Regions from separate parts of the Homo sapiens genome. Here region 2 is linked to region 1. A link is an interaction called in ENCODE POLR2A ChIA-PET data of the cell type or tissue named here. Cell type or tissue: CD4-positive, alpha-beta T cell. All regions are shown on one strand. Links, peaks and the distances in the headings refer to the core of each region. The heading gives the core; the rest is flanking DNA. Region 1 overlaps RTKN2 (rhotekin 2). Region 2 overlaps ARID5B (AT-rich interaction domain 5B).

Evidence for each region. ChIA-PET counts read pairs that join two places held together with the same protein. Peaks named below come from ENCODE experiments on the same cell type or tissue, not always from the same donor. Only the 100,000 strongest peaks of a DNase experiment are listed, where the experiment ranks them.
Region 2: POLR2A ChIA-PET joins it to region 1 with 5 read pairs; 3 of 35 experiments call an interaction of 5 or more read pairs at or near these places.

The regions. Positions count from the first base shown.
Region 1 is chr10:62,231,037-62,235,373 of GRCh38, forward strand. All of the region lies in intron 6 of RTKN2 (rhotekin 2), which reads right to left. Among named protein-coding and RNA genes, the nearest start is that of LINC02621, 26 kb to the right of the region's middle. In CD4-positive, alpha-beta T cell, for the core only: no CTCF peak of the experiment used is centred there; no DNase peak of the experiment used is centred there; H3K4me3 peaks cover 1,705 bases.
Region 2 is chr10:61,932,315-61,936,688 of GRCh38, forward strand. The region is part of intron 2 of ARID5B (AT-rich interaction domain 5B); the gene reads left to right. Among named protein-coding and RNA genes, the nearest start is that of ARID5B, 33 kb to the left of the region's middle. In CD4-positive, alpha-beta T cell, for the core only: no CTCF peak of the experiment used is centred there; no DNase peak of the experiment used is centred there; H3K27ac peaks cover 1,529 bases.

The sequences.
Region 1 (4,337 bases), core at 1-4,000:
TTAACAGTCTCGTTCCTCAAAACATAAATAATCCATGTATTCTGAACAAGTGTTTGGATGCATGTTTTATAACTTTAATCATATTTAAAATGTAGTATTATAAAATGTAGTATTAGTGGCTTATTTTTAAGAAACAATACATCTTTTGTCAAGTAAATAATCATGCTGAATTTTACCAGTTTTCACACGATGATTGCTTAAAATGATGTATATTTAAAGAATAATGTACTAAATAGTTATCAAGGAACATAAAATAGTTAATTCAGCTATTAGATGCACTGGGAAAATCTGGCTAAAGGAATTTTAGTAAGCTAAATTCCACAATAAAATGAATAGATGAATCTTATCAGGGAGCTTACTAAAAATTACCAAAAATGTTCACTGTCTTCTTTCAGATCAAACAATACTTTATGATATTTCAAGTTGCTTCATTTTTAAAACATGACTAACTACAATGCCAGTGCTTCCAAAACCAACAGTGACCTCACTTTTAAAACATTCTTGTCAGGATAACATTTTCTTTCTAAAACATCACACTCATTCCTTTTAGCCAACCCTAATTTTGAGTTCCCAAAAGTTTAATCAGCTACATTTTTTTTTCTATCAAATAGGGCAATTGTTACAACATTTTTTTGGAGGAAGGGGAATGTTATTAAAAAAAAATGGCTTAAATGGTAGTCTAAAAAATGCACTCTTGTCAGGAAGAACGGCTATATTTGGTCACATATCATATTACTAGGGAAAATTTTATCATTTTATATGTGTCCATTTTGGTTAAAGACTAAAAGCTGTATTAGAAATCTTCGCATTGACCTAGATCACTTAAATATACAAAATTGATCCCCTTATGCATCCTGATTTTTAAACTCCTACCATGGTGCTGAAGTGGTCAGTTAAGGAAGCATCAGGTAAGAGTAGTCCCGGGCTATGAGTTAACCTAGTAGACTCTGGGTTCACACTACAGTGTCAACAGAATGCTGGTATTACAAGGACATGATTTGTGAAATGTTGTAAAAGGTTTTATTGTATCTTTTGACCCACTTTAATGGTATCAAATAAACAAATGGCACGCAAGATTCAAGGGGGAAATGTTTATAAAGAAAATTCGTGTTTGAACTCAGAATAAACCAAATAGAATGAAAAATTCTGAACAGGAAAACAGACACTCCAAGATCTATATGGCTGTCTATTAAAAAGAACTTAATGCACAATAATTTATTCTCAAAAATTCCTCTAGGCTTCAAAAAGAAATATAGATTAAATATAATTTCTTTCTTTCTTTTTTTTTTTTTTTTTGAGACAGGGTCTCACTCTGTCATCCAGGCTGGAGTGCAGTGGCATGATCACAGCTCACTTTAGCCTCAACCTCCCAGGCTCAGGTGATCCTCCTACTTCAGCCTCCTGGGTAGTTGGGACTACAGCTGGGGCTGGGTTTTTGTATTTTTAGTAGAGAAGGGGTTTCACCATGGTGCCCAGGCTGGTCACGAACTCCTGGGCTCAAGCAATTTGCCTGCCTCGGCCTCCCAAAATGTTGGGATTACAGGTATGAGCCACTGCCCCCAGCCTTAAATATAGTTTCTAACATCATTTAAATGACCTCCTATAAAATTATAAATGTAGTTTAAATGAAAAAATGTGGCTACATTTTATAATCCTATGTCAAGTTTCTAAACTGTGAAGTTTTAGCATGAGTTTAAAAAAAAAAGCCCTAGAAAAAGCACTGGTCTGGGAACAGTAAAAATAGTAACCATAATGGTAACAGAGCTTACTACAAAATGCTTCCTTTATAAACCAAATCCATGAATTATCTTATTAAATCTCGTAATTATCCTATGGAGTTGAGATATTATTATGTATTATTATTACAGAAGGAAAAACAAAAACTCAGAGTAAATTAATCTCTCTTGGGTCACAGAAGTAATAAATTACAGAAATTAAAAATTGAGTATTCATGGACAAACAATGAAGTTTTAAACTGTTTAAGAAGCACATTCATTGTTTTTACATGCTGTAAAGGTGCATGAAACTCCAAAAATGTTTCTGAAAAGCTTTCTAAAAAGAAGTGATTGTGTATGAACATCTTTGCCTTTCATATGAGAAAGTGAGGGGAAAATGTAACTTTTCTACCATATAGTGTAGTTGGATAAAAGACACTACTGGTCCTGTCATTTTTAAAATAGGAGCTTTGCTACTTAAAAAATGTAAAACTTATTGAACTGGGTAATTATCTCTAAGATCTCTTTCTGCACTAAAACCTGCTTAAACCTGGAAATAGAATTGTTTATCTAATCATTAAAAAGAATTAATTCCACCACCTTATGACTGAATTAAAGTACCTTCCAGCAAATCCTTGATATAATATTAATGCAGAAAAGTTTTAAAGATGGTCTTAGATCTAAGAGAAGAAAATTAAAGGTCTCTTGCCTCCTTTTAAATGACATTTACATTGGAAAGACATCTTCTATGACTGTTTTTCAGAATGTAGACTGGGACTGATTCACGGGTCATGAAATCAATTTAATGATTTACAAACAGCATTAAAAAAAACTGAAAGCAAAAGAATAAGAAAATGCCTGATAATTATATTGTAAATAGTAAGGGTTAAGAATTACTTCATAAAATCTATCTGCTTACATAACTGTGCACTCAGTCACGATGTAAAATGTATTTTTTTAGCATGAGCATCAATCCAAAGAGATTGAAAGACACTATGCTAGAGTGCCAAAGTATATTTTGCATGTAATATATATCACATGAAAAGAGTAATTTCATTAAATTCTGATGACTGGCATTTCTAGGATCTATACCTAAAATATTTTGCTTTTTATAATTACAGTAAAATTACTGACATGCTGAAGAGCCAACTCGACGAAACATGCAAAGAAATTCTAGGAATGCAGCTTGATCAACAGTGTTCCAAAGAAACATCAACATAAAACTATTTGTGAAGAAACAAATACAATGTTTAAAGAAGGTATCTGAAGGAAACCACGCTCCTTGGAGAAATGGTGTTTCCAAGTCTTGGCAGAAAAATACAAGGTGAAAGGGGAACATCTTACTGTGTCAGAAAGCAAAAAAGCTATCAAAGATTAGGTTGTGTCAAAGGATGTAGAAGTCAGCTTAACGGTTTCCCACTGATCAAAGATGAACAACTTGGGCATCAAAGAGAATGGCAGATTGAAACACAAACATTATAAAAATTCAAGGCTGGGTGTGGTGGCCTCATACCTGTAATCCCAGCACTTTGGGAAGCTGAGGCAAGCGGATTGCTTGAGCCCATGAGGTTGAGATCAGCCTGAGCAATGTGGTGAAACCCTATCTCTACAAGAAAAATACAAAAATTAGCCACCAGGCATGGTAGCATGTGCCAGTAGTCCTAGCTACTCAGGAGGCTGAGGCTGCAGGGAGCTGAGAGCTCCACTGCACTCCAGACTGGGCAACAGATCCAGACTTGTCTTAAAAAAAAAAAAAGAAAAAGAAAAAGAAAAGAAAAGAAAATTCAAGAGTTCAAATAAAACAACACTGATCACCTCCATGATTGCTAGGGTTTCAACTTAATATTCTAAAATCTAGTAAACGGAAGAATCAGGCATTTTTTTCTTCTGTTTCCTCCACCAATGTTATTGTAGTTGTATCCAGAGAGTTTACAAGGACACGTTCTTTGCAAGAATTCCAGTTTGGAAGAAAAGAATGCAGGACAGATATACAAAGTCACCAAATTATAATCCATAATGAAATAATAAATGATTATCCTTGGCTGTTAAAAACCATAGATAAAAGACTGATAGAGAACTTTATATTGGATGGGTTAGGCTGGCAACACCTAACATTTTAACATCATCAATTTTAACATTACTGAAAGTGGGACAAAGCCTCCTACTAGAAGCTAGTAGGAAGTACATCTAATAATATGAATATTATTCCCCTAAAAGAGAACTGAATCTAATCAGTCCTCTAGATCTAACTGCGAGGTTATAGGAAATACAAGGGCCAGAAAAAAATGTAAAAAAAGACCACAAAGATGCAATCAACTAAATTCAAAATATGGAAAATTCTACAAGACCTAGTCTCTTCAATAAATAATGACAAGAAAAAAAGAGGACAGGAAATTGTAGTAGGCTAAAAGAAACTTAAAAGACTCACTTTAATGTAATATTGTAGACCTTGTTTGGATTCCGATTTGAACAAATCAAAACAGTATTTTTTCCAGAATTGGGCAATATGAATACAGACTGGATATTAATGACTTATTTTTTATTTAGTTAAGTATGATAATGATAATGTGGTTTTGTTAAAAAGAGATAAAATATTTTCTATAAGAATAAAGCATGACATAC
Region 2 (4,374 bases), core at 375-4,374, 300 kb before region 1:
CTGGGCTTGATGTTGATGGCAGCTGACTGATCAGGGTCGTGGTTGCTGAAGGTTAGGGTGACTGTGGCAATTCCTTTTTTCTTTTTCTTTTTCTTTTTCTTTTTTTTTTTTTTTGAGACAGAATCTCACTCTGTCACCCAGGCTGGAGTGCAGTGGTGCATTAATGGTTCACTGCAGCCTCGACTTCCCAGGCTCAAGTGATCCTTCCACCTCAGCCCCTGAGTAGCTGGAACTATGGGTGTGTGCCACCACACCTGGCTAATTTTTGTTGCTGTTGAGATGCAGTTTCGCCATGTTGCCCAGGCTGGTCTCAAAATCACAATTTCTTAAAATGCCATGCATTGGTTGACACTTCATTTCACGAAAGATTACTCTGTAGTATGCAGTGCTGCTTGATTGGATTTTACCCACAGGTAGAATTTCTTTCAAAATTGGAGTCAACCCTCTCAAACCCTGCCACTGCCTTTATCAACTAACTTGACGTAATATTCTGAACTTTTTGTGGTCATTTCAGCAATGTTCACAAATCCCAGCACTTCGGGAGGATGAGGAAAGAGGATTGCTTGAGGCTAGGAGTTTGAGAGCAACCTAAGCAACACAGTGAAACTCCTCTCTAAAAATAAATTTAAAAATTTAGCCAGGCCTGTAGTCCCACCTATTCGGGAGGCTGAAGTGAGAAGATAGCTTGAGGCCAGGAGTTCAGGCCATATGGTGCCAATGCACTCCAACCTGGCCAACAGAGCCAGACCCAACTCAAAAGAACAAAAACAAAACAAAACAAAAAAACATTGTTGACAGCATCTTCACCAACAGTAGATTTTATGTCAAGAAACCCCTTTCTTTACTCATTCATAAGAAGTAGCTCCTCTTCATCTGTTCAAGTTTAGTCATGAGATTGCAGCAATTCATTCACATCTTTGGGCTCCACTTCTAATTCTAGTTATCTTATTGTTTCCACCACCTCTGCAGTTACTTCTTCCACTGAAGTCTTAAATTCCTGAAAGTCGTCACCTATGAGGGTTGAATCAATGCCTTCCAAACTTCTGTTAATATTGATGTTTTGACCCACTTTCATGAATCTGAATGTACTTAATGGCATCTAGAATAGTGAATGCTTTCTAGAAGGTTTTCCGTTTACTTTGCCTAGATCTATCAGAGGAATCACTGTGGCAGCTATAGCTTCATAAAGTATATTTCTTATATAATGATACTCGTAAGTCAAAGTTACTCCTTGATCCATGGACTGCAGAATAGATGTTGTGTTAGCAGGCATAAAAACAACATTCATCTCTTTGTACATCTCCATCAGAACCTTGGATGTCAATAAGCAGTCATATTTGTAAAGAAATCTCTTATTCTGAGCAATAGGTCTCAACAGCAGGCTTAAAATTTTCAGTAAACCCTGCTGTAAACAGATGTGCTCTCAATCCAGCTTCATTTTTTCATTTATAGAGCACAGAGAGCATAGATTTAGCATAATCCTGAAAGGCCCTAGGATTTTCAGAATGGTAAATGAGCATTGGCTTCAACTTAAAATCACCAGCTGCATTAGCCCCTAACAGAAGAATCAGCCTGTCCTCTGAAGCTTTGAAGCTGGCATTGACATCTCACTATCTATGAAAGTCCTAGATGGTCTTTTTTGCCCAATATAAGGCTGTTTCATCTTCTATTGAAAATCTGTTGTTTAGTGTAGCTACCTTCAATTATCTTAGCTAGATCTTCTGGTAAACTTGCTGCAATTTCTACATCAGCATTTCCTGCTTTACCGTGTACTTGAAAGTTACAGAGGCAGCTTCTTTCCTTAAACCTCATGAATCAACCTCTGTTAGCTTCCAACCTTTATTTTGCAGCTTCCTCACCACTTTTAGCTTTCGTAGAATTGAAGAGAGTTAGGGCCCTGCTCTGGATTAGGCTTTGGTTTAAGGGAATATTGTGGCCTGTTTGATCTTTCTACCCAGACCACTAAAACTTTCTCCATATCAGCAGTAAGTCTGTTTTGCCTTCTTATCATTTGTATGCTCACTGGAGTAGTGCTTTGAATTTCCTTTAAGAGCTTTTCCTTTGCATTCACAACATGGTTAACTGGCGCAAGAGGCCTAGCTTTCAGCCTCTCTTGGGTTTTGACATGCCTTCCTCACTAAGCTTAATTATTTCTAGCTTTTGATTTAAAGGGAGAGGCATGGGACTCCTACTTTCACTTGAACACTTAGAGGCCATTGTAGGGTTATTAATTAGCCCATTATTGTTAAGTCTTATGGAATAGGTAGGCAGGAGGAGAGGGAGATAGACTGGGGAAAAAGGCAGGTCAGTGGAGCAGTCAGAACACAAAACAGTTGTCAGTGAAGTTTGCCACCTTATATCTGCATGGTTTGTGGCATCTCCAAACAATTACAATAGTAATATTAAAGATCACTGATCGGCTGGGTGCGGTGGCTCACACCTGTAATCCCAGCACTTTGGGAGTCTGAGGCGGGTGGATCATGAGGTCAGGAGTTCGAGGCCAGCCTGACCAACATGGTGAAACCCCGTCTCTACTAAAAATACAAAAATTAGCTGGGCATGGTGGCACATGCCTGTAATCCCAGCTACTCGGGAGGCTGAGGCAAGAGAATTGTCTGAATCCCGGAGGCGGAGGTTGCAGTGAGCCGAGATTGCACCATTGCACTCCAGCCTGGGCAACAGAGCAAGACTCTGATTAAAAAAAAAAAAAAAAAGATTACAGATCAACATACTGGATATAACAATAATGACAAGTTTTGAAATATCACAAGAATTACCAAAATGTGACCTGGAGACACAAAGCGAGCACCTCCTGTTGGAAAAATGGGGCCGATAGACTTTCTTGGCACAACTTGCTTCCCACAGACTTTCAATTTGTAAAAAATGCAATATCTGTGAAGTGCAGTAAAGTGAAGCACAATAAAAAGAGGTATGCCCGTACATGGAAATTTATAGCAGCTCTGTTTGTAATCACCAAAATTGAAACAAACCAGATGTCCCTCAGTCAGTGCGTGGATAAACAAACTTTGGGACACAAACATACCATGGATACATAAGAACTCTGCAGAAAGGAATAAGCTATCGATACAAGCAGGGTCATGGATGGATGGATCTCAAAGGCATTATTCTTTGAGGCTGCTTTAAGAAGCAGCCTCAAAGATTTTGTACTGTATGATTCAATTTATATGACATTTTAGGAAAGAAAAAACTATACCAAGAACAAATCAGTAGTTGCCAGGAGCTGGTGGGGAGTGGAGGGAGAGGGTGACTACTAAGAATTAATATGAGGGGTTTTGAGGGTGAGGGACTAGTCTGTATCCTGACAATATAGTCGTGGTAGTTATATGAATCTATCCATGTGTTAAAATTCGCAGAACTGTACACCAAAAAAGGAAATTTTACTGTAAGTTAATTTAAAAATAAAATAAAATAGCAATATAAACTCATTATGTAAATGTAACGCACTTTTTATGAAAGTTAACCATATTTTCAAAAACAACAAAAAATTAGTAAGAACAGTGGCATTGTTTTACATTTTTTGTAAATCTCTTTACTGTCTAGCTTTATATAGAGAGCGGAGTTCTCATATCTCCTTCTGCATTCACTCTGTTGTGATATCACATGTCACATCGTTTCTGGAAAACCCTACTATATATACACTTGAAAGAGGATGAGAGTGAAAAAAGCCAGTAATGTCTTAGTAGTTTTAGGATCATTGTTTTGACCCTGTGGACCATCTGAAATGGTCTCAGAGATTCCCGAGGGTTTCTGAACCCACTTTGAAAACCAATGATATAACACATTGTTCCAAATTTTATTTTCATAGCATCTTGACTTTTATTTTTCTGGCTATATCCACATGTTCCCTGTGTTTACTTAATGCCTATGTTCAAATTGGCCCTTTTTTAAAACTTGCTATATCTCCTATAAATAGAAAACCAGTACCACCTTCCCATAAATAGTAAATACAAAACAAATAAGCAATGAAAAACTTAATATACATTTTAAAAGTTTATTTCTGGGCCGGGTGCGGTGGCTCACGCCTGTAATCCCAGCGCCCTGGGAGGCCAAGGCAGGCAGATCACCAGAGGTCAGGAGTTCGAGACCATCCTGGCCAACATGGTGAAACCCTGTCTCTACTAAAAGTACAAAGATTAGCCAGGCGTGATGGCAGGCACCTGTAATCCCAGTTACTAAGGAGGCTGAGGCAGGAGAATCGCTTGAACCTGAGAGGCAGAGGTTGCAGGAGCTGAGATCGTGCCACTGCACTTCAGCCTGGGCTACAGAGTGAGACTCCGTCTCAAATAAATAAATTAATTTAATTAAATTAAAAGTCTACCTGTGAACCATCTAAAATCATCTCTGCATGCCACG